Regions from separate parts of the Homo sapiens genome. Here regions 2, 3, 4 and 5 are each linked to region 1. A link is a contact called in ENCODE Hi-C or POLR2A ChIA-PET data. All regions are on one chromosome and are shown on one strand. The core of a region is the stretch at or near the end of the contact, and the rest is flanking DNA. Distances in the headings are between cores, read along the strand shown. Region 1 overlaps SEC61G-DT (SEC61G divergent transcript). Region 2 holds the start of VOPP1 (VOPP1 WW domain binding protein). Region 3 overlaps LANCL2 (LanC like glutathione S-transferase 2). Region 4 holds the start of LANCL2 (LanC like glutathione S-transferase 2). Region 5 has its middle 54 kb from the start of ELDR.

Region 1 (5,248 bases), core at 1,475-3,974:
CAAACAAATTTATGCCATTAAATTTGATAACTTAGAATCAATGAAAAAAGTGTACAACAAAAATTGTTGCTAGAAAATCTGAATAGCTCTATATGTATTAAAGAAATTGAATTCATAATTTCCTTCTTACAGCAAAACTCCCAGGCCCAAATGTCTTCACTGGTGAATTTTATCAAACATTTAAAAAAGCAATAGTAATTGTAATAAAACATAACCTCTCTCAGAATATAAAAAGAACCCTTTCCAACTCAATTTTTGAAGCCAGCATCATGCTGATACCAAAACCAGACAAATACAGAAAACTTTACACCAATATTCTTCATGAATCTAGATGCAAAAATCTTTAACAAGATATTAACAAATAGAATCCATCTATGTATAAAAAGGACAATATATTACAATCAGGTGGAACATTTCTTAGAAGTGCCAGGTTGTCTTAATATTTGAAAAACCAAGGCAACTCCTCACATTAATAGGAGGGGAAAATGTTTTTTTCTCCCTTAGGACTAGAAGAAAAAGTGCACTTGACAAAATTTAGCCACATTTATTACAAAAACTTTCATCAAAGCAGGAATAAAAAGAAACTCTCAAGCTTATAGAGGGCACTTTTAAAAATGTGCAGCTAACATCATACCTAATGGCAAAAGACTGAACTTATTTTCTCTAAGAACAGGAGCTAAGAACAGGAACAGAGCTGATGCTGGTACAATTATATATCTGTATGGAAAAAAAAAAAAACTTTAGTATTTCCAACATATGATACACAAAAGTTAACATGAAAAAGATCATGGATGAAAATGCAAAAAGTAAAACTATAAAACTTCTAGGAAAAATGTAGGAGAAAATTTTTGTGATCTCAATGTAGGCAAACATTTTTGAGGTAATAAATCTATAATTTTTTTTTTTTTTTTTTGAGACGGAGTCTCACTCAGTCACCCAGGCTGAAGTGCAGTGGCGCGATCTCGGCTCACTGCAAGCTCCACCTCTCGGGTTCACCCCATTCTCCTGCCTCAGCCTCCCAGGGAGCTGGGACTACAGGCGCCCGCTACCACGCACGGCTAACTTTTTGTATTTTTTTTAGTAGAGACAGGGTTTCACCGTGCTAGCCAGGATGGTCTCAATCTCCTGACCTCATGATCCGCCCGCTTCAGCCTCCCAAAGTGCTGGGATTATAGGCGTGAGCCACTGCGCCCGGCCCACAAATCTGTAACTTTAAAAAATGATAAATTAGACTATCAAAATTTAAAATGTTTGCTCCCCAAAGGATACTATTAATAATATAAAAAGGCAGGTCACAAACTAGGAAAAAAATAACGATATATATATGTGACAAGATACTTTTATAGAGCATCATATATAAAGAAATCTTATGATTCAATAATTAGAAGATAAATAACCCAATTTTATAAAGTGAGAGAAGCAAATGAATTAAACAGACTTTAACCAAAGAATATATACAAATAGCCAATAGCCACATGCAAAGATGCTCAGCATTATTAGTTAGCAGGAAAATGCAAATTAAACTCATCATGAGTCACCTCCACACACCCATTAGAATCAATGTTCAAAAGGATGATCATACCAGATATTGACAAGGACATGGCTCAGCCAGAGCTCTCACTGATTGCCGTGGGAATAGAAAATGGTGTAACTGGCCAGGCGCGGTGGCTCACACCTGTAATCCCAGCACTTTCGGAGGCCGAGGCAGGTGGATCACTTGAGGTCAGGAGTTCAAGATGAGCCTGGCTAACATGATGAAACCCTGTCTCTACCAAAAATACAAAAATTAGCCAGGTGTGGTGGCAGTCACCTGCAATCCCAGCTACTCGGAAGGCTGAGGCAGGAGAATTGCTTGAACCTGGGAGGTGGAGGTTGCAGTGAGGTGAGATCGTGCCACTGCACTCCAGCCTGGGCAACAGAGCAAGACTCCGTCTCAAAAAAAAAAAAAAGAAAAAAAGAAAAAAGAAAATGGTATAACTATTCTAGGAAATACTTTGGCTGTTTTTTTATAGTTAAATATCTACTTACTCTACCAGTAATTTGCTTCTAGGTATTTACCAAGAGAAATGAGAACATTTGTACACATTTGTTACACACATTTGCTCATAGCAATCTTAATAGTCAAAAACTGGAAGCAAGCCAGGTGCCCATCAACAGGAGACTGGGTCAATAAATTGGGGTATATTCATACAAGAGAATAGTACTGAGAAGGAAAAATGAATAAGATACTGTTAGATTTAACAAAATGAATAGATCTCAAAAGTGTTATGTTAAATGGAAAAAGCAAGTATTTACACAGACACAAAAGAGTACATGCTATATAATTCCTTTTAGATGAAATTCTTAAAAGTCAGAACGGACATAAAGCAGATCAGTGGTTGCCTGGACAAGAGCTGGGGTGAGCTTGCCTGTAAATAGGTACAAGGGTACTTTGGGAGGTGATGGAAATCTACATGTTGTGTTGAGGTTGACTGGGTGTATACATTCGCCAAAACCCCTTGAACTGATATAAAGGTGCAGTTTATTGAATATAAACTACACCTCCATGCAGTTTTTTAAGAAGAGTTTATGTGTATTTTCTCCTGTTTGAGCTTTGAAAGAACATTCCAAAGCTCCTAAATGCTTTGGAATCCCAAAGCTCCAAAAATGTTTTCTATTAGAAAACATTTAGAAGTGCTCAAAGTAGCAAAAGATTTGCCTAGTTTTATCGGAAGTATGGAGAAAAGACACAAGATGGCGGTGTTACTCAGAGAAAGCAAAAGTGTATGGCGTCTTTCTCAATAAAGTCTCATTTCACCTGGCAGTTCTTCACGTCATTGACACGATTGTCCTCAGTACTTTCTTCTCCAGGTGCTTATGGGAGTCTTCTCTAATATACTTAATTACTGTCTACACTCAATAACTACGTCACGGATCCTTTAAACATCTCAAGAGCTTTTGTTTTTCTGTTGTTGTTGCAAATAAAAGTGAAAAATGTAAATAGTTTGCAATCCAGTAATCTATTTCGTTATTAGGGAGACTCATGTCTACTGCGGTTTGTTACTCCATAATGGAAGCCCCTGAGAAGTCGCCTTACCTCTGGGAAGAGCGCTTTGCTTCCCAGAGAATCTGATTCGCATTTCAGGCAGTCAGCCACTGGAGGGCAGTGCAGAAGCGTGAATGCCCTCACCTGCTCGGAGGCGGGAAACCCTGCAGCAACTGCGTCTTCTAAGGGAGCCTAGGACCAGGTTATTAGCAGAGGGGAAAAGAAAATGAATCCATTCTGGAAACCATCCGTTTGATTCAGAATGTTTTGTGTAAGACAGTATTTCTTGGGCCAGGCACAGTGGCTCACGCCTGTAATCCCAGCACTTTGGGAGGCCCAGGCGAGCAGATCACTTGAGGTGAGGAGTTCAAGACCAGCCTTGCCAACGTGGTGAAACCCCTTCTCTACTAAAAATACAAAAATTAGCTGGGTGTGGTGGCATGTGCCTGTAATCCCAGCTACCCAGGAAGCTGAGGTAAGAGAATCGCTGGAACCCGGGAGGTGGAGGCTGCAGTGAGCCGAGATCATGCCACTGCACTCCAGCCTGGGCGACAGAGCAAGACTGTCTTTAAAAAAAAAAAAAAAAAAAAATTATTTCTTGGTAATTACAAAGTTGTGTCCATCAGACGAACTCTAGAACTCTACAGATAACTGTGGACTCTAGCCTCCATGTACAGAGCAGCTAAGTGCAGACTGGAGAGAGGGCAGGCAGGGGCCGGCCGAGGGCGGGGTCCTACAGGAGGAGGAGGTGCCGGTGAACCTCCCATTTCCACGACTTGTACTCTTGGGGCAGCCCCTGGTCTGTGCCACGTGGATGGTGAAAGCTCACATGGAGAACATCCCACTGCCTTGAAGAACCAGAGGACAAAGTTTAGGACAACCGCAGTCACTGGCTGGGGGGCGGTGTGGGGCAGGGATCGGGGACTGACAAACAGAAGAGCCGGGAGACAGGGAACCTCAGACCATGAGTAAAGGCTAACTTCCTAGCTGGGCCATGCATGGACCTGACAAGCTTCCCTCGCTAAGGCCCAACCCTGCAGCCCTGATGGCCCTGCTGCCCCACCCAGGTTCCACGCACTGTGGGGAGATAAGCGGAAGCTGGAAGAGGGAAACCCTGGGCTTACAGCCTGGTTCTGCTCCCAACCACTACTGCTAATGTCTTGAGCTTGTTACCAAAGCTCCCTGAGCTTTAGTTTGTTTTCCAGAGAAAAGATGAAACCAGACCTCTCTCCTAGGGCTGCTTTTGAGGACTACCAGGGATAATGTGTGCAAAGCGCCTGACACAGAGGGCTTCACTCTGTCATTAATTTGCTTCCCACCTCTTGTTTGTGGTTTCCCTGGAATCTTGTGACTAACTCCTGTTGCAGGAAGTCAGGGACCCCAAACGGAGGGACCGGCTGAAGCCATGGCAGAAGAACGTGGATTGTGAAGATTTCATGGACACTTATCACTTCCCCAGTCAATACCCTTGTGCTTGCCTATGCCTGTCTTTACTTTAATCTCTTAATCCTGTCAGCCAAGGAGGATGTATTTCGCTTCAGGACCATGTGATAATTGCGTTAACTGCACAAATTGTACAGCATGTGTGTTTGAGCAATATGAAATCTGAGCACCTTGAAAAAAGAGCAGGATAACAGCAATTGTTCAGGGAATAAGAGAGATAACCTTAAACTCTTGACCGCCGGTGAGCTGGGCAGAACAGAACCATATTTCTCTTCTTCCAAAAGCAAATGGGAGAAATATCTCTGAATTCTTTTTCTCAGCATGGAACGTCCCTGAGAAAGAGAATGTGCGCCTGGAGGTATAGGCTTATAAACAGCCCCCCCGCCAGGTGCACCTGTCTCTTATGGTCGAGGCTGCAGAGATGAAATATACTCCAGTCTCCCATAGTGCTCCCAGGCTTATTAGGAAGAGGAAATTCCCACCTAATAAATTTTGATCAGACCAGTTGATCACAAAACCCTGTCTCCTGATAAGATGTTATCAATGACAATGGTGCCTGAAACTTCATTAGCAATTTTAATTTCGCCTGGGTGCTGTGGTCCTGTGATCTCGCCCTGCCTCCACTTGCCCTGTGATATTCTATTACCCTGTTAAGTCCGTGATGTCTGTCACCCATACCTATTCACACACTCCCTCCCCTTTTGAAAATCCCTAATAAAAACTTGCTGGTTTTTGTGGCTTGTGGGGCATCATGGATCCTACCAACGTGTGATGTCTCCC
Region 2 (5,248 bases), core at 1,096-3,595, 800 kb after region 1:
TCAGAAGCATCACAGGTATTCATCAGAGCACCCCACCAGAGATGAAAAAATCTCAAATATAAATCTCATACATAAAATTTCATGTGATAAATGATGAAGAAATCTCCTTAACTCCTCAGAGAGACGCCTCTCCAGCACAAAGTGGTGGTACTTAGGATAATCATCATGTCAAAGTGGGTGACATCACACTGTCCCCTCTGAAACAATCATCTAATATTTGACTGTGAAAGTATCATCTTAGGCATTTAGGTTTCAGTTTTACATCACACTTCTGCCTTTAAGGTCGTTTCAACTTTGCAGACATGATCTGAACTCCTATTAAGAGGATACATTCCTATGCAACGAAACAGCTATTTTGGAAAGAATGGAGTCACTGAGGCCGTCTAGGCTACATATAGGGCACAGAACCACTCAGACAGAAGGCTTGGGAGACATGGGTGGCACAAACTAGAATGAAAGAAACGCTAAATAATTTCATCAAGTGCCGATTAAAAAAGATTGCAGGGCCGGGCGCGGTGGCTCACCTTGTAATCCTAGCACTTTGGGAGGCCGAGGCGGGCGGATCACCTGAGGTCAGGAGTTCGAGACCAGCCTGACCAACATGACGAAACCCCGACTCTACTAAAAATGCAAAAATTAGCCGGGCATAGTGGTGGGCGCCTGTAGTCCCCGCTACTGGGGAGGCTGAAGCAGGAGAATAGCTTGAACCCAGGAGGCGGAGATTGCAGTGAGCCAAGATCGCGCCACAGCACTCAAGCCTGGGCCACAGAACGAGACTCCATCTCAAAACTAAAGAAATAAATAAATAAAAATAAAAAATAAAGATTGCAAGTATAGGTACACACATTAAGGTACAAGCACATCTGTTTTCATGCGATTACTGGTCTCTGATTCACTTCTTTGTTCTCTATGGTGAGTCACTCAGAGAATGTGATTCCTAAGGTTCTAAAATTCTGAATAAATGGAAAGAATGCAAGCAGAGGCACTCCACAAAAACATTAAATACCAAGCTACGGGGATATTTCCGAACAGAAACAGGAAGTCTCGGCTATGGCAGAGCCTGGAGCAAGGAGAAATTTGTCCACCAGCCTTCCTTTCAGGAAACACTTTTCCTCCAACATTTTGTAATAATTACTTTTTAATAAAGGGCGAAGACAAACTAGTAATTTCCAGCACCAATCACTAACTATTAAGGAAGATAGTTTCACAACTTCCTAAAACAGAGGCATGGGATTCATTACCTATTTCTTTTGACTTCATTAATTTAACGCAAATTTCCTTCAGAATAATGAAACTAAGGAGAAAGTTGAACAAGCCCTGATTCAGACTGGACACCCCAGAATTCCTCTAGTTCGCATTTTAAGGAACCTGCTTTAGTGAGAAGTATGTGGCCCCATCCGAGGATGCAATTTCACAGCCAGGAGCAGCCGCGGTCCCCGCCAGGGATGCGGTCACGGGCGCTCGCACCCGGAAGCCGCTCAACAAGTTCCCCGCCGGCTTCGGCTCCGCACCCCCACCCAGCCAGGCTCTCCGCAGAATTTCCTCCCCGCACCTAAAGGCTGCACTTCATTTTCACACGCGGGAACGCCTCCTCCCGCTGCTCACCTCCACAACTCCCGGCACTCCCGCGACACTTCCCCACAGTCCCCTCCGCCCGCTCCCCTCACCCCGGCTCGGCACCCATCCTTTCCTAACCCCAAACTGCCCGGCGCCCCGGGCTCTCCGCGCCTGCGCCGCGCCCGAGGACCACCCCCGCCCAACCCCGGGTCCATCCGATCCTCGGCCCTCTGCGGCGGGGAGAGGGGGCGGACGGTGCACAAAGGTCACCCCGAGCTAACGGAGGCGGTCGGCGCGGGAAACGCGCTCACCCGCAGGGTGGGGGCGGGGTGCGAAAACCGAAGGAACGACGGAAGGCGCGGACCGGGGCGGGAGCCTCCCCGTCACCAGGGTCCCGCACCTCCCAGCTCCGGGAGGCGCGCAGGGCTGTGGCTCCCCGTCGCTCCACCGTCTGCGCTCCCAGGCAAGGTCCTCTGGGGCGCCTCGGAACTGCGCGCCCCCAGCCGCCAGCATGGTGGGCGCCGCGCCTCCGGCAGCACCCGGTCCCCGGCCCCTACCTCCAAGAGCAGCCCGAGCAGCAGCGCCGCCACCTTCGCAGGCTGGCGCCTCATGGCTCCTCGCGTCCTCTCCAGCGCGCCCGGACGCCGGGTCGCAGGCGCGCTTCGCGACTCGGCCCCCGCGCGGGGCGGGCGGGCAGACTGCAGCCGGGAGCCGTCCCGCCGACCGCTGGGGGGCCCGGCTGGGAGCGGGCGGGAGCCGGGGCGCGCCGCGCAGCCCTGGCTGCGCTCCGCCCCCGGCCGCCGCGCGCTCCCGACACGCCCGGCCGGGCGCGCGCCTGCGGGCTCCCGGAACCCGAGGCCCGGCCTGGGGCGCGGCTGCTGGGCGCTAGGCCCGCGACGCTGAGGTGCGCGCGCCCCGGGCGGGAGGAGGGGCTGCACCGCCTGGCGAATGGGAGGGGGACTGGCAGGCTCTCCCTTCCCAAGGGAGGTCGTCCTGTCGCCCTAGACTAAACCCAGGAAGGCTTTTAAAAGAAGCAGAGTCTCCGCGGGGGGAAGCTTGTTCCCTGAGAGGTGGCCGCAGACGAACCCACTGCTCAGTCTGGCATCCCGAAGCCGCTCCGCTCCTGGCTCTCCCCGCTGTTCCTGCGCGCAGCGGGGGCAGTGCCCCCACACCCACGCGTGATGGGAAGGCCGGCCTGGGGGTGGGAAGGCCCACCGAAATAGATGGTCCCCACACCTCACTGCTTCCTTGGATGTGGCTATTTTTTATGCCAGTGTTCTCCTGCTCTGACCCTACTTGAACTTGACCGCAACCGGCCCCGCCTTGCAGGCCACCCTCCCGCAGCAGAAAACTGTGCGGAGCTCGCGCTGTCCTCGCCTCCGCTGACCCCACCTCCATGTCCTCACAGACACTATTTTTTCACAACACAGCTCAGATCCCACCTTCTTCATGAGGTTATTCAACAAACACTATTAAACTTGTAAGATGTACCAGATCCTGAGTTGGAGGCTGAGAGGAGGACAAGAAAACTGCTCCCGTAGCCTAGAGGGAGGGAGAGTCGCTTAAACCACCTGATGCAGAATGCTGAGTGCGGAGACCAGGAGGTGGGTGCATCACAGAGGGTCATAAAGGACATGAGCTGCGCAGTACAGGAGGTGGAAGGAGGGGGTCACACGAACAGATGTCACCCGAGGCAAGTCCCCAACTCTTTCCCAGCTTTCAAAGCCTAATTTGATTAATATAGAGCATGCACCACCTGACTATACCTGTCAGAGCCAGAACTTACAAGTAAGACAGAAACAATGCCTATGGCCTTCAGTCATGCTAAGGCACCTATCTGACAAGCCTGCCAAACGCCATTGAACTCTAGTAGTTTTACTATTTACAATGAGGACATTTTACAACTCTTTTTAATGGAAAAGTTAACTTGTAGAAAACTAAGCTGAAAGCTTATTGTGTGTTAGCAAGACAAATGTTTTTCCAGTGGGGATAGAAGTGATCTCGTCCTGTAAAAATGCAAATGGGCCAGGCAGGGTGGCTCATGCCTATCATCCCAGCAGTCTGGGAAGCTGAGGTGTGAGAATTGCTTGAGCCCAGGAGTTCACCAACCCCAACCTGGGCAACACAGCAAGAACCTGTCTCCATTAAAACGTGTGTGTGTGTGTGTGTGTGTGTGTGTATAAGACAAATGACCCCTGCTTAAGGTGAGAATCATAACCAGCTTCCTATCTGATTGAGCCACTTCATTCCCAGCGTTTCCTTTCTCTTTTCTCCCCGCTTTTGACTGTGTGTGTAGGTCACTTGCCTGCATTCTCCTTTGAAGCACCTTTGTCATCCCACTGTTTCCATCATTAATGGGTTAAAATGGAACTTTGACTTGTGTCCACGATGTATTCGTGTGCAAATTGTGGTTCTGTTGCATTGTGAGCAACCTACTAGTGTCTGACATAACCTCCCTTCTGCATCTCTCTCTGCCTGGAAGATTGTTTTGCTGAGCTCGACTTCCTGTAATTTGTGCAAGTTTTTTTCCAAGAATAAAATTAGAACTGTGACTCTGCTTTCACCTCAGTCTGATACCTCTCCTGTGTGCTCTCTGTTTGGTCCTGAATGATGTGGTGGTTGCTTGGCATGGTTGGAGGATGGGGTGTAGGCTAACCAGCCAGGCTGTTTCCTTGAGCACAAATTATAAGGGCATCAGATACCACTGAAAAAGTTACAAGATAAAGCTGCATTCACTAGAACAACTGTTAAAGTTGGACTTGGGGTTAGAAGAAAGTTCTTGATGAGTTGTTTGGGGCAGGACTGGACATGTCCTGGTCTGCTCAGCTGCCCCTGAGGAGTAAGGACCCAGAGCCTGGAGCATGTGTGTTGCCAAAGGAAACAAATAAGAGAGAGACTGGGCTTGACCTGTAGCTTCCCTGCAAAACTGTGGAGTCTACATGAATGATGAACATGTATTTCATTTATTCAATAAATATTTATCTGCATCTGTTTTGGGCCAGGCACTATTCTGGACATTTCGGATACAGCCCTGAGTAAAATAGACAAAGCAGTGGCATAAAAGGCAGAGTGGCTGCTGTCATGCAGATTTCAATCTAGTGAGGGGTAACAGAGAATAGAATAAATAAATAAATATGTATATAAGTGCCAGAAAGAAAAATAAATTGAGTGAAACATTTGGAAGGTAAGACTGAGTGTAATTAAAAATACAAGGGTCGGCCGGACACAGTGGCTCATGCCTGTAATCCCAGTACTTTGGGAGGCCGAGGAGGGCAGATCACCTGAGGTCGGGAGGTCGAGACCAGCCTGACCAACATGGAGAAACCCTGTCTCTACTAAAAATACAAAATTAGCCGGGCATGGTAGTGCATATGTCTGTAATTCCAGCTACTCGGGAGGCTGAGGCAGGAGAATCGTTTGAACCCGGGAGGCAGAGGTTTTGGTGAGCCGAGATCGCACCATTGCACCCCAGCCTGGGCAACAAGAGCTAAACTCCGTCTCAAAAAAAAAAAAAAATAGGAGGGCCAGGCCAGGCCCCTATGGCAAATTGCCAGGAGCAGAGACCCAAAGGTAGGAAAGGGGGCAAAACAAGACTATTAATCAAAGCTTTGAGGCAGGAAAAACGGGCCTGAGGAATTTCCTGACAGGATCGGTGAGGCTGGAGCTCTGTGCTCCCTTAGCAGGGGTAGAA
Region 3 (5,248 bases), core at 1,515-4,014, 660 kb after region 1:
AACTTCTAGGTCTGGAGATTTATTTTTCTAGACTTTTAAAATAAATTCCGTTTTTAAAATAGTTATAGGGCTGTTCAAGTTATCTATTTCATATTGGGTGAGCTGTCATAGTTTGTAATTTTTGGGAAATTGGTTAATTACGTACATGTGGTGAAATGCAAATATGTAAGCTATTGGTATTCCTTATCATCCTCTGTCTGCATCGTCTGTAGTGGTATGTCCTGTTTTAGTTTTCATACTGGTAATATTTTTAAATCATATTTTAGAAATACGAGCAGAAAACAGAGCATGTGTCACATGTTTTGCAGAAGATGATCTTTTTTAATATTCAGAGAACTCATAAGGAAAAAGTACTTACTAGAATAAAAGTTGTAGTCCTCTATGTCATAAAAATGCAATGCATTTGCATCAGATATAACAGAGTTAATGCCTGAACTCTAAATGGAGTTTATCAACTTGATAATAGCACCTTCAGAGCCCCAGTGGGTCAAAAGCTTTGGATGTACAGCTCCCTAAAGGCGGGAAGTTAATAGGTCACCTCCTTCCCCTGTGCCTCGCCAGTGCCTGGCAGACAGAACTGTGGGGGACTCTCACCAAATTCCCGTCAGGGGACGGAGGGATTATTAAGCCGTGTGCCTAGCAATGCAGGCCATTGTGGCAAACTGGCCGGCTGGAGGAGCCACTGGGAGGGCTCACTGGCACCTGGCACCCCTTCTGGAGGAGCTCACTCCTGCTGGAGTGCACCGCCCAGTGGATCCGCTGCCCACACACCTGAGCAGGAAAGCCAGGCTCATCCCCGCAGGGCCTGCTGTAGGGCCTCCTAGGCTTGTTATGGGTCCCTGTTTACTTCTCATGGGCACTCCTAGGTCAGTGGTTTTCTAATTTTTTAAACAAGTTTCTGGAACCTTTCTTTAAACAAAAACTTACAGAGAAGGCTGGGAACACCCCAGATGACCGTCAGTAGGAAAAATGGGTAAACAATCTGCAGTGTACTGTTCAGCAGTAAGAAGGGGCCAACTATGAACAGGCACAGAACGTGAATGAATTGCAGGAACCCTGACGAAGGAGCCAGATACAAGGGCTGTACACTGTGGCCATGCTCATAAGAGTGCCAGAGCAGGCAGAACTAATCCATGGTGGACCAAGACCAGGCTGCTGGTTACCTCTGGGGGGACCACAGGGATGGGAGGGACTGGAGAGGGGCACTTGGAACTTCCTGGGGTGATGGAAATATTCCAGGTCTTAATCGGGTTTTGTTTGCACATGTATATGCATTTTACAAACCTCAGAGAAGTACATTTTGGATTTATGTGTTTTATTGTACGTGAATTTTACATCAAAAGAAAAACTGTAAACAAAAACCCTGTAAGGGAGGATTGTTCTGATTTGAGTGGGGACAGGAGACCTGGAGGCCTTGGTGGGCTACTAGCACCTTCTCCACCCCACACCCTTCCTAAGCTGCTGTGAGTCTAGTTGAAAACCCACTGCTCAATTACTGCAATGATTTGGGGTGGGGATTTTGACCAAATTGAGGTTTGTTAAAAATAACATTCTTCAAATATCAAGAAGATATAAAATGCAACTTTGAGCATATACAGGCTCTGAGGGGAAGCTCCGTGTATAGGAATATCGTAATTAGCAGCATCCATAACTTCCATAGCGATTCTGTGATGCCACCTTAAAGTTTCAAGATATAAGATTAAAGCCCAGTAACCAGTTTTTTAAATATAAGATAGTGAGGAAAACTGGTGTTATTATATTACCTGCCAGGTGCTAAATATAAGGATATCTTTGGTTTTTAATGAAGTCATCTTTAGAGTCCTCAGCACCTTTCCCACATGCTTGCAGCCCCTGGTAAGGGAAATGATTAAAAGTCACTGTTATAGACACTACCCTTATGCCATTCCTAAGAGGCTCCTCATTTTACATTGCAGGCATGGCTGGCGCTATTCACTTTCTCTCTGATGTCCTGGGACCAGAGACATCACGGTTTCCAGCATTTGAACTTGACTCTTCGAAGAGGGATTAAAAGGTGCAAAAAGACAACTAAAATACCCATTTGGACCAAAAGCCACCAGATTGCTTAGTGCCTGACACAGAAACAACTGGGAATCCTGAAAGAGAAGCAGACACCGTCACAGGCCCCTCTGGTTAGACTAGCATGAGTGACCGAAGCCATCCATCAACATTTTCTAACAGCACCCTCATCAATATAAAATATGACTTCTTCACATACAGATTCTCTGTAGTGTTTGCATGTTTCTTGGTGTTTGTTGTCTCCAGGTGTAAGCTGTTTTAAATGGAAGGCCCTTCTATTCCTGAGGGCTCAGAGCTGACCATGCATGAATGTATGGCAGTGTCCACTTTTCTGTATAAAATGTATAAAGTGGGGTTTCTTCCATATTGACAAATGAGGGAACAGGTGGTGTCTATCTTGTATATCAGAAAGATTATCTAGGGTCTATCCTAGTGATAATACATTGTCAGCCTTTTCTGTGGCACCTTCCAGATGAGAATGAGGGAGCGACCACTCCAAGGACGGACAGGACCAGCAGTTCTGCAGGGGCGTGCTGGGGTGGTTTGGGAGTGCACAGCTGAACGCTTCCCGTTTGGATTTTACACTCACCTTCGTGTTTTAAAGAAGCCTCAGAGTGCATTGCAGCTCTGTCAGGGCCCCATTCCCAGCAGAGGCTTCAGGTGCTTTGTGTAGAGTCCAGGGCAGCTGGAGCTTTGTTGGGGAGACTTCTGGACCCAAAGGGAGCTTTCCCAAGAAGCCTTTGATGGCCACACTGTAGGCAGCAGTGACTAAGCACTGGCAGTTCCAGAACATTTACCCAGGTATATGTTACTAAAACAGGCTCCACCTCAGTTTATCAACATTATAAGTTACTGTTCTAAGAAAAGTAAATACAGTTCCAGATGGGTTATTGCAGATTAACAGAAAGACACTCAACTGGACTCATGTCCCTGCAATTAAACTTACTTCAACCTTTTGGAAAGTTATCAAAATCTAAATTTGGAATGAATGCATTTCCTATTTTTTGTCTACTTTTGGGTGATAAAAAGTACTAGCCCTTATTTATAGATATGAGAAACATAATGTTCTAACCAACAACATTATGGTATTTGTGTGACTTTTATTTGAAAAAATGTGAGCAGTAATTTGGGTTAGCCTACCTTCATTAATTCTATCACATAGATTTCAGTTTTTAGAAGGGTTTCTGTCATCATGGAAGAGGTGGTCTGGGACTAGGTACTTCTCGTCTTGTGAGCTAAGGCTTGTGTCATGAAAGACAAGAGGCCTCTCTTAACAGCCCAGTCCTTGTCTGCAGGGGGAGGCCTGAGCATTTCCCAGCCCCAGTGTCCACACCTCTCAGAAAAGAGAAAAAAGAATGTCAGTTTAGGAGAAAAGCTTCCTTTTTACTTGTGTGGTTATGTGTGGGGCTGGCACCCGAAATGTGTGACATTCAGCTTCTAAACGATGCCTGGAGAGTCTGTTTGCTGCAGACACCCTTGCTCCTGAGTCATTATTTTCTTTCATGTTAGATTGATGACTTCTGTGAATAGAAATCATCCTGATCCTATTTTACCTGGCCTCCAGGGCCTGTTGATGGGCTTTGCAGGCAGTCCAGCAGCCCACACCTGCAGGCAGGATGCTGTCGTCAATGAGCTGAGGGTAGCTGCTTTGCTGAAGACCTCACACGATGTCCAATCTCATCCAAATAACATTGTTCCCATCCTCCCCACCCACCACATCAAAACATAACACATCACAGCACTCAGTAGAGGTCCTGCCTCCCCATTTCTCAAGGGAAGCCAGTAGGCAACACAGCCAGCACGGTGCTCTCCAGGGCAGCCCCTCTCAGACGAGGAGGCAGCGGGTGCAGCCAGGTGTCTGCAGAGCAGCCACAAAGGTGGCCTAGGATGCGGGTGTCTCCCCAGGTGAGTCCATCCACACACGTTTGAAAAACACTATTAGTCTTTCTAACACACTGAGGGAAAGATTAAAATCTGTGGAATAAAGGAGGAGATTTTATTTACAGATTTTTTTAAAAGCCACCTGGGTTGACACCTTCCTACTTATCCACTAGATGTCATCAGAGGTGCTGTTCCGTGGTTCTGCATTAACCCCTGCCTCATGTCTGTAACATGTGACAGTAATTCCAGCTCGGTCCCTCCAGGCAAAGGAGAAACGGGACTTACTTCACAGGACAGAGGATTGACAGAAGTCAGTTTAAGATAAGTGTTTGAATCAGATTTCAGTACATCTCATTCATTTCTTAGATTTGTATTCACAATTGTGTTCTCTAAAATGTGTCTAAATTTTAAAAATATGTACATGCATAATGTCATTTTAAAATCTGAAGGAAAGAATTTGAAGTCCACAAAAAGTGTTTGAGGTTCTTTGGTTTTGTTAGTAAAAGCCAGTTCTGTGGTGATGACCTATGGAATCGTCATTCGTTTTCATTTCTCCGTGTTTGAGAGTGACATTGGTTAGGAGCAATGGCGACTGTTCCGAAGGTTGGATTCTTCACTTAAAAATGCGGCAGTTGCGGCTGGGCATGGTGGTTCATGCCTGTAATCCCAGCACTTTGGGAGGCCGAGTTGGGCGGATGATGAGACCATACTGGCCAACATGGTGCAACCCCATCTCTACTAAAAATATAAAAATTAGCTGGGCGTGGTGGCGGACACTGTAGTCCCAGCTACTCGGGAGGCTGAGGCAGGAGAATCGCGTGAACTGGGGAGGTGGAGGTTGGAGGTTGCACTGAGCTGAGATCACAACACTGCACTCCAGCCTGGTGACAGAAGGAGACTCCATCTCAAAAAAAAAAAAGTGGCAGTTGCTCGCCTTATGATGTTCTAGTTGCAGGTTTCTTTTTCTTTCTTTTTTTTTTTTTTTTTTGAGACTGAGTTTCACTCTTGTTTCCCAGGCTGGAGTGCAATGGCGCAATCTTGGCTCACTGCAACCTCCACCTCCCAGGTTCAAGCGATTCTCCTGCCTCAGCCTCCCGAGTACCTGGGATTATAGGCGCGAGCCACCATGCTTGGCTAATTTTGTATTTTTAGTAGAGATGGGGTTTCACCGTATCAGCCAGGTTGGCCTCGAACTCCTGACCTCAGGAGATCCACCCGCCTCAGCCTCCCAAAGTGCTGGTATTACAGGCGTGAGCCACTGCGCTCAGCCCTAGTTGCAGGTTTCTATCTATAAGTACATTCTTTTTGATTCCAACAACAAGACCTTTGG
Region 4 (5,248 bases), core at 1,936-4,435, 590 kb after region 1:
CAGCACAGAGCACCCCATGGTAAGGGGTTGAGTGTGCCAGCTCAGGTCTCTCTTCTTCATATAGAGCCACAGTCCCACTCCGAGACAACCTGCTAATCCCTTCGTCCACGAATGGATTACTGTCACACTGGGGATTAAGTCTCAACATGACTTTTAGAGAGGAAAAACATTCACACCATTCACAGCACAGGGTAAGGCTGACTTTATTGAGACCTTAACGGTATGGGGACCACCACGATGGGATTTTGCAGTGTGGGAGAAAGATTGAGCTTAATTCCCAATACAAGTGGAAATGGATAGCCAAGAAGCAAGGTGGGGGTGACTGGATGGAAAATTACTAAGAGATAACATGAAGGGGAAGGTGGGTACTGACTAATCTTACCTAATAGGCTTCTTGCTGAACACAGGCCAGGTTGATCCAACATCACCTAGGGGATAGTGAGGGATAGGGAACCTGGTCAAATAATGGGGGTGATCACATATTAGGGGGTGGTTCTTCCTAAAGTGACTTAGCAAGGCTGTTTGCTAAAACTGGATTTTATAAGGAAGTGTGCAGATGGGCCTTGGAGGAGATTCAGGAACCTGACTAGTTTGGTAGAACAAAGAATCTCTGTCACTAGGTCACAGTCCGGGAGGGCAGGAAGGGGAACTGTGGCAGGGCCAGCTCACCACACTGGGGCATCTGGTCACCTGGGCGGGGTGGGGGAGAGGGGGGCTCACTGCCTGTTTTCCGTGTTGAGGCTGCAGGGAAGCGTGAAGTTTTGAAATACATAATACAGGCCCCACGTGGTTCTGACCCAGCACCACGCAGTTCTCAGAACCACACATTCTAGCCCTGCAAGCACCTGAGGCTTGGTTCCCGGGCCAGAGGCTGGTACCTGACTCTGGGGTAAAGAGGAGAGCCGGGGCTGTCTGCGGGGCCTCAGGGCTCGGCGATGGCTGAACCCCACAGTGAGAGCCCTCGTGCCCCAGGTTTTCCATCGTCTTCCTCTCACCTTTGGGGCGCTCCAGATAAGAAGTGGCGTTTCTCAGGGAGGCGCCCCCACCTCAGCTCCTCCTGTCTCAGGCCCCACTTGGTGGGGAGCCGCCGCAGGCGGGGAGCCCGGGCTTGCCCCTGCGGGCAGTCACCGCTGCCCTGTGCCCCGAAACCACCCTCCCCGCCCCCCAGTGACCTCCCACCTCCGGGGTTCCTCTCCGCCTTGCTGCCTGCTTTGGCTTTAGAAGGGAGCTCAAGCTCAGCGGCTTTTGGGGCAGCCACGTTAGGTGCTGGGGAATGGAAGAGGATGACACTGCCTATTTTGACTCAGATCTTCAAGGATGAGCACACCCTCCCCTGGTAGCAACTTCTGCACCCGCCGGCCACCCCGTAGGGCCCTGCCCCGCACCGCACCCGGTGGCCTCCCCGGAGGGCCGTGACCCAAGCACCGCACCCGGCGGCTTCCCCAGGTGCTGCTCCGCCCAGTGCCCCCCCAGATCTCAACGTGGTGCCACAATGCCGCCCTCTCGCACATCGTGTCCTTGGACTATGTCTTCCTTTGAAAGGTCAGTTGCCAGGGGCCCTCACGACTCCTTGGGTGTGCTTTGGGCCGGCATGTATGTCCTCTTGCCCTTCTCTTACACAGAAGAGTGGGGAGGGTGTCCTAAGAATTTGGCTTGTCCTAAGGAAAATAAAGTTGTAATTTCAAGGCACTGACCAAGGTCTCTGTACTACTCAAGAGCTCAAGAGTGGCCACGGGGGAAGATAGCCCTGGGTGTAAAAGGGCCGCAGAAGGGAATCCCCTGTGCTCTGCATTAAAAAACCCCCAGGGGACAGGAGGCTGAAGAAAGGGAACCTACCACTTCTCCATAAAATAGTGTCAGTGAGCTGTCCAGGAGGGCAGGGGATCTGCCGATAAGAGAGCATTTAGGAAAATATGCCGACTCCTTAAATTGGGTTTCGATTTTTCAGCTTTTGAAAATATTGGTTTTCTTTAGGACAGGTTTCTGTACTTGCCAACAGTTGCCAGTTATCCACCAGCAGACTGCAGGAAGAAGAGACAATCTTCACCTCCCTCCTGGGTAGGGAGAGCTGAGAATTCACTAGGCTTAGCCTAACAAAGCCCGCAGTGGACGTTTCTGCTGTACCTGTCCAAGGCGTGATAGTTCCCCAGACTTTGGGGAATATCACCGTGGGTTATTTTGTCTAGTTAAGTCCCTGTGGTGGGATAAGGATGGCTCCTAGAGCATGTCGGCATCAGTAGTTCCTGGAGTGGATTTTCCTACACCGTCTAGGTATGAAAATTTGGTGGGAGAAAAGACCCCAGGAAAGGGGAAAGCAGGAAAGTGGAGCTAAGGGATGCTGCTATAACACTCATCCTGTTGTATCTGTTCTGTTTCCCTGAACTTTGAAGATAGTTATGCTGAGTACCCCCTTTAAAATGATTTTCTTCTACACTGTACCTTCCCATGGTCATGTTCTTGGTGGGGTGTGTTTCACATGTCCAGCCCTGTGGGGTTGGGGGGACACTAGAAGAGGTAGTGGGAAGCCAGACTTTCCCACATCATTCCACCGAGGCCACGGAGGCAGGAGGAACCGAGCCTTCCCTGTGCTCGGCACTGTGTTTTTCTTCATCATGTCACTTTTTACATTAACGTGTATTTTTGCTTGCTTCCAGAAAAGCACCTACATCAGCTATGCTGTAATCCTTGCTTTTCTCACCCAATAACTGGGAATCCCCAGAGAGCCAAAACTATCTTTTTAATCTCTTATTTCTTCATCACCTAGTACCATTTGGTGCTCAATCAACGTTTACTGAGCGGAAGAAAACGGAAATAAGACATTTTCCTCAAGGAGCAGAAATCATTACACGTATTTGGTCCAAACAAATAAAAATAAAGAGAACCAATGAAGACTGAAGTAAACCACATCACGATTACATAAATGTAAAGATCTGGTTGCTTGTGTCCTTTTTATAATACATACTATGATCTTTGCCAATTAACACTGGAGGACTCTTTCTGGTCGATAAAATGTTTGGATAATTAAGTATGCTTTCATTTTATGTCCCGGTATCAAAGATGTCCATTTATTCAAAACAAAGGGAGTGAACATAAAACATAAAAAGAAAAAAAAAAAGGCCTGTGGCTCCTCCTCCCAGACACCCCCCTCCAACAGTGATGAATAGGAGGGACTGTCTCCCTCCCCCATCCCTCGGAGACTAGCCTTGCAGTGTTTTAGACTGTTTTGAAATTCTGTTCTTTAGAAGAGATTTTTTTTTTCTTCTTAATATCAAACAAAGAACTGCTGCTATTCCTTTGGGCTGGCGCAGCAGGGGCCGGTGAAATGCAGGCTGACGACGGCGCGCCAGGGGCTGAGCTCGCCCCGGTCGGCGACGCGCACACACCTTGAGTGACAGCGACCTCTTCTCTACAGGTTTTCCCCGCGGGAGCGTGGCCCTAGCGGGCGTTCGGTTTTCTTTGGAAATCGCGGAGGGGGCTGGCCGGGCGCAGCGATCCCCACCCCGGGACTCCAGCCCCGGCCGTGCGCGTCGCCGCGGACGGGCTCTGCGGGCCACGGGGAAGGTGCGAGGAGGCGCGAGCAGGCTGTGAGCCGCTGGGCGCTCCCGCGAGCCCGCTCCTCTCCGTCGGGAGCAGGGCAAAGGCGCCAGGAACAGGGCAGAGGCACAGCGCCCACCGCCTCTGCGGCCGCCTGATGTGCGAGCAGCCCGCGACGAGGCAGTGCACGCTCAGACGCCCCGCTCCTCCCGCCAGCGCGCGGCCTCGCTCCTCCTAGAGGACGCTCTCTGCGCGGGCCCTCGGAGGAGGCGGCGGCGGGGCGAGCTGCAGCGCCGGGACAGGAGGTTTGTCCCCGCCCGCGCGCCGTACCGCGGCGGAGATGGGCGAGACCATGTCAAAGAGGCTGAAGCTCCACCTGGGAGGGGAGGCAGAAATGGAGGAACGGGCGTTCGTCAACCCCTTCCCGGACTACGAGGCCGCCGCCGGGGCGCTGCTCGCCTCCGGAGCGGCCGAAGAGACAGGCTGTGTTCGTCCCCCGGCGACCACGGATGAGCCCGGCCTCCCTTTTCATCAGGACGGGAAGGTGAGTCGGCGGCCTGGCCGCAGAGGCGCCGGAGGGGGAGCGCGGCGGTGGTAGCGTCCACCTTCCGCCAGGCGTGACGTCACAGGCGCGCGCCGGGCTTGGGAGGGCGCGGGATGATAGCGCCTAGCACCTGTCTCCGGGCCTTCCCGATGAGCCGCGCTTAGGGTCCGTGGGCTTCAGCTGCATGAACCACGTTCCAGCAGTTCGGCCCTCCTGGCCCCAACGCGCCTTTGAAATACGCGGACAGTGCGCTTTCCTTCTTGGCCCGAGCGGCGCTTCGCAATGCGGGCTTGTGCACTCGTGAGGCCCGCGGACACCTCCCGCCCCTGCGCGGCGGAGCGCTCCGCCGGCTACCTGCTCCTCAGAAGTGGCCTGGAGGCTGGATTTCCTTGGCCATATCTGGTCCCTGGGCTCTCGCCGACAAAGAAGCATTGTCCGTACTGTCTGTGTGCCCAGAAATGGGAAGCGGGTGTAAGGGGAGGCCAAACTTGACTTTCTTAGTGTCGCGAGGTGGGTCAGAGCGTTACATTGACATAAAACAGATTAACAACAGAAAAACATACATCTCTTGAATATGTTTTACGTGAAAAAGACACAAAGAAATGGCAAAACCCAAATACTTTTGTGCTAGGCAGAACCAAGAGCGGCAGCTGTGGGAGAGTAAAGTGTGCGGGGAGGCTAATGGAAGATGGAACTGCTTGAACCACGTCTAGGTAGAAATCTCCGCCTTGCTCGGCTCTGGTGCCGAGTGTTTCTTTGTTCCTGGTGTAGGGAGGCCATGTTTTACAGGAGTTTTCTCTTGTTTCATGAAGAAAAGGGGGCAGTTTAGAGCACTCTTCTGTTTTTCAAGTGCTTTTAGCTTAAAATAATCCTTATGCCAGAGACATATTTTTGGGATGGCATACCCTGTCACCCTTCACGGGCTATCTGAACAGAATCTAACGTGGGAGGCAAAAAGTGGGAATAAAACAGAAGATTGAATATCAGCACAACTGTTTTCATGCTTGGTAAAACCGTACCTTTACCAGGTTTTCTTTTTCCACTGAGGTACGTGTTCCAATGGCCACTTCACCTCCTTGGATCTCCATGTATTTCATATTTGGCTAAAACTAAGAAGGTAATTTTGAAAGAGCCATTGGTCTGAATATGGAATCTAAGGCAAGTGACTTC
Region 5 (5,248 bases), core at 845-3,344, 540 kb after region 1:
CACAACCAATTTATCCATGGATTTGGCCACAGATGGCCCTGGTATTTCTCAAGGAAGACGGTGGAATCCTGTTCTAGGGGGCTGTGAGGGAAGGAACTGAGAATCTGGTGGACAAGAAGCCACAGCTCAGGAGAGCTCTCTTAGGGGTTACAGTTGTTTGAAATGTGGAAAGAAAGGGCTTAGTCTCTGGAAGAGGAGCTAGCGAGAACAAGATGGGAGGCACAGTGGAAACCAGTCCTAGCAAACTGGAACCAGGGAGAGCTCCCTCTGGGCAAGGCCTTGGGATTACAGGCTCAGCACTTTCTGATTGGAGTCCAGGAGCAAGCAGTTGCTGATGAGCTTGCCTGGAGGGGATTGGTCCAGAGGCTGGGAGGACAGGGCAGCGTGGAATTCAGCAGGAGGTAGCTGCAAGGAGTGGAGAAGGCAGAAGCTGGGAAATGAGACTGGGCCTGAGATATACTATCGTTGAAGTCTCCAGTGAAAGTGTGGAAGAGGCCTTCACACACACTATTGAAAGGCCACCACACACCCATCCTCTTCTGTTTGAATTTCCCTTCTATGTACTTTTCTTCATTTTTTCTTTAAACTCTTATTTTCTTGAGAGCAATTTCCCTGTACTGTTTTCCCTGATGTTCCCTGGGCCTTAGACTACCTTTTGAGAAAGACATGCACTTAGACTTTATTGCTCAACACTCATGCCCATTGCATCATTGTCTAACCTGCATTTCCCTCTCATCCAAAGGGGCAATGTGGACAAAACGAAGTAAAAAGATCAAATGCCTTGCAGAATTTCAGTGTCAGTGTTGCTCATTCTACCAATCTTTTGATCTTAAAACTGGGTTCAAAAGGAAATAAGCTACTTTGGAGCCAGGTACAGTGGCTCACTCCTGTAATTCCAGCACTGTGGAAGATTGAGGCAGGCAGAGACTTGAGCCCAGGAGTTCGAGACCAGTGTGGGCAACATGGCAAAACCCCGTCTCTATAAAAAATACAAAAATTAGCTGACTGTGGAGGTGCATACAGGCAGTCCCAGGTAGTTGGGAGGCTGAGGCAGGAGAATCACTTGAGCATGGGAGACTGAGGCTTCAGTGATTCATGATTGCACCACTGCACTCCAGCCTGGGTGACAGAGCAAGACCCTGTGTCCGAAAACAAAAAAACAAAGAAAGAAACAAAAAGCTGGTTTGCATAGTTTTTCATCAAATCCAATGCCAAATTCTAGCCACTTCTTGCTTTTCTAAGCACAGACAGGCAATTCATTGCTAAACTATTTTACAAATCTCCCAACTATATTATATAAAATCTATCTCCTCTCTTATCAAGGGAAACACTTGCTCATCTTTGAGCAACTCACATACTCCAAATACCTCTGGTGTTGAAAGCCGTCTGGTCATTAGTATGTTCAGCTGCTCAGTGTCTGAAATTCCTTTGGGTCAGACCTCTAGAGCAACCAGATAATCTCTCAGTGGCGGTCACAGGCTAGCAAGCCTTGGCCGTATCCAGACCATGCCTATCATGGTCTGGCAACCCTGCCAAAGTAACAAAGCAACTTTTACTTTTATATCTTTCCAAAGTAACAAGACAACTTTGAATTTATTGCCAACATTGAACATTGAGGACCTCATATAAAATCAGGATTCCCAGCTGCTCTTGAAAATTTGGAAGTTGTGACCCTGCTGGGCCCACATTCCCTAGAGTGTTGGGTCTCCTGGGCTCAGCAGCTGCTGCCCCTGAGGGAGGCATGCATCTCTCCTGTGTAAGTTTCCACCTGGCTCTCTGGCTTGGTCATATTGGCTTCCTGGCCTCTTTTTGCATGTAGTTTGTGATCCCTGATTGTAGGTTTCATCATTTATCCTGGGCTGTTTCCTCCTGGGAGTTATAACCTTCCTAATCTGAAGCTGAAACTCCCCCAAATGCAAGCTAAACGTGAGTTGACAGTAATGGCTAATGCCTAAATAGCACCTACTGTGTACCAGGCCTGAAACACTAACTCATTTCATCTTCACAACAAGCCTATGCTGTGGGTGCTGGTTACTGCAACAGGCCTGAACCACCAGCTCATTTCCTCCTCACAAGCCCATGCGGTGGGCACTCGTTACCACACTAGGCCTCAACAACCAGCTCATTTCGTTACCACACCAGGCCTGAGCCACCAGCTCATTTCCTCCTCACAAGCCCATGCGGTGGGCGCTCGTTACCACACTAGGCCTCAATAACCAGCTCATTTCATTACTACACTAGGCCTCAACCACCAGCTCATTTCATTACCACACCAGGCCTGAGCCGCCAGCTCATTTCATCCTCACAAGCACATGCAGTGGGCGCTCATTAGCCCCGTTTTACAGGTGAGGACACATGCTCAGAGACTTTAGCCCACTTGTCTGGAGCTGACTGCCTCCACACCTTCTGTGTGATTCACACTGACACAACTGGACATTTCCTACCACGAACATGATATTCACTCTGGTTTTCTGCCTTGACCTCTACATTTTTGGCCCCTGCACATTTGGGCCTCAACCTTCCAGACACGGTTCCTCCAGCTCGGTTAGAGTCCCGTGCTCCTCCTCCCATGCCTTTGGTGCCCACACTAAGTCGGGGCTCAGAAGTCACTCCATCTGTGACTTGGCTGCTCTGCTTTGTGAGCTCAAGAAACCAGGAAGCCTGTTAAACACGCCATCAGGAATGCTGAAGAATTAAGATTGTCCAATAAAAGTCAGTGTCAAAGGAATGGAAAATGAAGTGTGGATGGGAACCGTTATTTCTCAGGAGTCAGGGAGTATCTAAATTTGCTGTCTGAAGTCAGAGCCATAGAAAATCCCCAGCTGCACTCTGGTAGTAGTGGTTTTAGCACCTTTACTTGTCATTACAAATAAATTTGAAACTGAAGGAAAGTGAAGAAACACCTCTCAGAAGAGCATGATGCCTTCGACCTGGTTTGCTAGGACAGGAACTGGACACAGATTCTGAAAATCTCATTCATTCAAGCTGAATAAAATGTAGACGCAAGGACATTTACATAGTCAGCCATTCCTCAAGGATTTACTGAGTGCCTACTGTGTACCAGAAGTGGTATTCGTTAGGTACCACATGTTTCATTCATTTGCTCATAGTCCTTTGAGGCCCTTCTAGGTGGAAGCCCCACAATAGGCTCTGGGGATACAGCCCCTGCCACTGCAGAGCTGATGTTTTCACATAAGATTCAGACTTCCAACAACCAATTACACTACTGGTTAATCACAATTATAGTGCTGCAACTAGGCGTTCCCAGTCAGTCTGGGAAATGCAGAAAGGCCTCCCTGGTGAGAAGGTCTCTGCACTAAAATCTGCAGGAGCTGCAGGAGCAGAGTGAAGGGAGGTAAGGGAAAGTGAGAGCCTGCCAGGCAAAAGGAAGAGGAAGCGCCAAGGACCTATGGAGGGTGGGAGCCAGGGAACCGAAGGAGGCAGTTACCAGCACTCCTGAAGCACAGGCAGCTAGAGAAGAGAGCCACAGGCTGGACAGTGACCTTGGCAGGGGACACACCATGCAAGGCTAGTGAGCCACGTTCAGAATTTTGAGATTTATCTTGAAAGCCCTGGGAAATCATTAGCATTTTAAGCAGAATGGTAATATGGTCAAATTAGCATTTATAAAGGCCCTGTGAAGGAAGGTCAGAGGTGCAGCAAGAATGGACGCAGTGAGTTGGTTACTGGGTGAATTCGCCAGGCAGGCAAGAAGGGGTGTTGCAGAGCCAGGTTTCTCCACAGCCACATCAGTGACATTTGGCATCTCATTGATCTTTGCTGTGAGGGCTGTATTGTGCACGGCAGCATGCTTTGCATCCCTGGCTCTGCCTGCTGGATGCCAATAGCTCCCTCCCCGAGTCATGACACACAAAAATATGTCCACTGGACATTGCCAAATGTCCCTCGTTGGGGGAAATCACCTATAGTTGAGAAGCACCAATTTAAAGTGGGGACAAGGGATGTGAAGAGATATGGACAGATTCACAATGTGTCTTGGAGCTGGAATCAAAAGATATTAGTGACATATTTGAAAAGGGATGGAGGGCATGAGGTCAGGGCTGACTGTAGCTTGAGGTGCTGGGTGGATAACACGGCGACCATTGCTAGAAAATACGAAGGAAGGCAGGATTTGAAGGAAAAGATAATGAGGTCCATCCTAAGTATTTCATTGGAAAGTTGACCTCTCCCTCTCCCTCTCCCCACGGTCTCCCTCTCCCTCTCTTTGCACAGTCTCTCTCTGATGCCGAGCCGAAGCTGGACTGTACTGCTGCCATCTCGGCTCACTGCAATCTCCCTGCCTGATTCTCCTGCCTCAGCCTGCCGAGTGCCTGCAATTGCAGGCGCGCGCCGCCACGCCTGACTGGTTTTCGTATTTTTTTGGTGGGGTTTTGCTGTGTTGGCCAGGCTGGTCTCCAGCTCCTAACCGCGAGTGATCCGCCAGCCTCGGCCTCCCGAGGTGCCGGGATTGCAGACGGAGTCTGGTTCACTCAGTGCTCAATGGTGCCCAGGCTGGAGTGCGGTGGCGTGATCTCGGCTCGCTACAACCTCCACCTCCCAGCCGCCTGCCTTGGCCTCCCAAAGTGCCGGGAGTGCAGCCTCTGCCCGGCCGCCACCCCGTCTGGGAAGTGAGGAGCGTCTCTGCCTGGCCACCCGTCGTCTGGGACGTGAGGAGCCCCTCTGCCTGGCTGCCCAGTCTGGAAAGTGAGGAGCGTCTCTGCCCGGCCGCCATCCCATCTAGGAAGTGAGGAGCGCGTCTTCCCGGCCGCCATCCCATCTAGGAAGTGAGGAGCGTCTCTGCCCGGCCGCCCATCGTCTGAGATGTGGGGAGCACCTCTGCCCCGCCGCCCCGTCTGGGAGGTGAGGAGCGTCTCTGCCCGGCCGCCCCGTCTGAGAAGTGAGGAGACCCTCTGCCCGGCAACTGCCCCGTCTGAGAAGTGAGGAGCCCCTCCACCCGGCAGCCGCCCCGTCTGAGAAGTGAGGAGCCCCTCCACCGGCAGCCACCCCGTCTGGGAAGTGAGGAGCGTCTCCGCCCAGCAGCCACCCCGTCCGGGAGAGAGGTGGGGGTCAGCCCCGGCCAGGCCAGCCGCCCCGTCCAGGAGGGAGGTGGGGGGGGTCAGCCCCCCGCCCGGCCAGCCGCCCCGTCGGGGAGGGAGGTGGGGGGGTCAGCCCCCCGCCCGGCCAGCCGCCCCGTCCGGGAGGGAGGTGGGGGGGTCCAAGGTAAGGAAGGCCCTAGAGTCTAGGAAGA

What was found. A loop is a pair of places that touch in the nucleus more often than their neighbours do. ChIA-PET counts read pairs that join two places held with the same protein, here RNA polymerase II (POLR2A). Pooled maps may share reads with other maps.
Region 2: a map of IMR-90 shows a loop between it and region 1 (4-fold over the local background). The contact joins the promoter of VOPP1 here to the enhancer-like site in region 1. A Hi-C loop is called at or near these places in 2 of 168 maps with a recorded cell type or tissue (CD4-positive, alpha-beta T cell and IMR-90), 1 of 37 single-sample maps with no recorded cell type and 8 of 50 pooled maps.
Region 3: a loop to region 1 is called in a map of heart right ventricle, with 3 times the contacts of the local background. The contact joins two enhancer-like sites. A Hi-C loop is called at or near these places in 2 of 168 maps with a recorded cell type or tissue (astrocyte of the cerebellum and heart right ventricle) and 6 of 50 pooled maps.
Region 4: a map of CD4-positive, alpha-beta memory T cell shows a loop between it and region 1 (9-fold over the local background). The contact joins the promoter of LANCL2 here to the enhancer-like site in region 1. A Hi-C loop is called at or near these places in 14 of 168 maps with a recorded cell type or tissue (B cell, CD4-positive, alpha-beta T cell, CD4-positive, alpha-beta memory T cell and 10 more), 2 of 37 single-sample maps with no recorded cell type and 19 of 50 pooled maps. POLR2A ChIA-PET finds 5 or more read pairs at or near these places in 2 of 52 experiments (CD4-positive, alpha-beta T cell and naive thymus-derived CD4-positive, alpha-beta T cell).
Region 5: a pooled map shows a loop between it and region 1 (2.1-fold over the local background). The contact joins two enhancer-like sites. A Hi-C loop is called at or near these places in 1 of 50 pooled maps. POLR2A ChIA-PET finds 5 or more read pairs at or near these places in 3 of 52 experiments (Panc1, WTC11 and activated T-cell).

The regions. Positions count from the first base shown.
Region 1 is chr7:54,771,192-54,776,439 of GRCh38, forward strand. All of the region lies in intron 1 of SEC61G-DT (SEC61G divergent transcript), which reads left to right. Among named protein-coding and RNA genes, the nearest start is that of SEC61G-DT, 15 kb to the left of the region's middle. RefSeq lists a silencer at 3,061-3,220. Within about 2 kb of position 2,725, at least 7 of the 41 ENCODE cell types and tissues checked have a DNase peak (open chromatin) inside an H3K27ac peak, as active enhancers do; they include PC-3, where a contact is called at or near this core.
Region 2 is chr7:55,570,157-55,575,404 of GRCh38, forward strand. It overlaps VOPP1 (VOPP1 WW domain binding protein), which reads right to left and starts at 2,346. Exons shown (of 5, transcript NM_030796.5): 1 at 2,115-2,346. The coding sequence starts at 2,168. VOPP1-DT (VOPP1 divergent transcript) reads left to right here and starts at 2,610. Exons shown (of 17, transcript NR_187585.1): 1 at 2,610-3,161. RefSeq lists enhancers at 1,340-1,399, 3,729-3,808, 4,139-4,278 and a silencer at 1,600-2,579.
Region 3 is chr7:55,429,292-55,434,539 of GRCh38, forward strand. LANCL2 (LanC like glutathione S-transferase 2) reads left to right here. Exons shown (of 9, transcript NM_018697.4): 9 at 1,935-4,446. The coding sequence ends at 2,029. Among named protein-coding and RNA genes, the nearest start is that of LANCL2, 67 kb to the left of the region's middle. RefSeq lists enhancers at 4,013-4,062, 4,093-4,172. Within about 2 kb of position 2,765, at least 3 of the 41 ENCODE cell types and tissues checked have a DNase peak (open chromatin) inside an H3K27ac peak, as active enhancers do.
Region 4 is chr7:55,362,152-55,367,399 of GRCh38, forward strand. It overlaps LANCL2 (LanC like glutathione S-transferase 2), which reads left to right and starts at 3,186. Exons shown (of 9, transcript NM_018697.4): 1 at 3,186-4,078. The coding sequence starts at 3,875. RefSeq lists enhancers at 3,111-3,300, 3,921-4,380, 4,411-4,650 and a silencer at 3,371-3,790.
Region 5 is chr7:55,307,022-55,312,269 of GRCh38, forward strand. No RefSeq gene overlaps it. Among named protein-coding and RNA genes, the nearest start is that of ELDR, 54 kb to the left of the region's middle. RefSeq lists a silencer at 3,776-3,960 and an enhancer at 4,522-5,022. Within about 2 kb of position 2,095, at least 4 of the 41 ENCODE cell types and tissues checked have a DNase peak (open chromatin) inside an H3K27ac peak, as active enhancers do.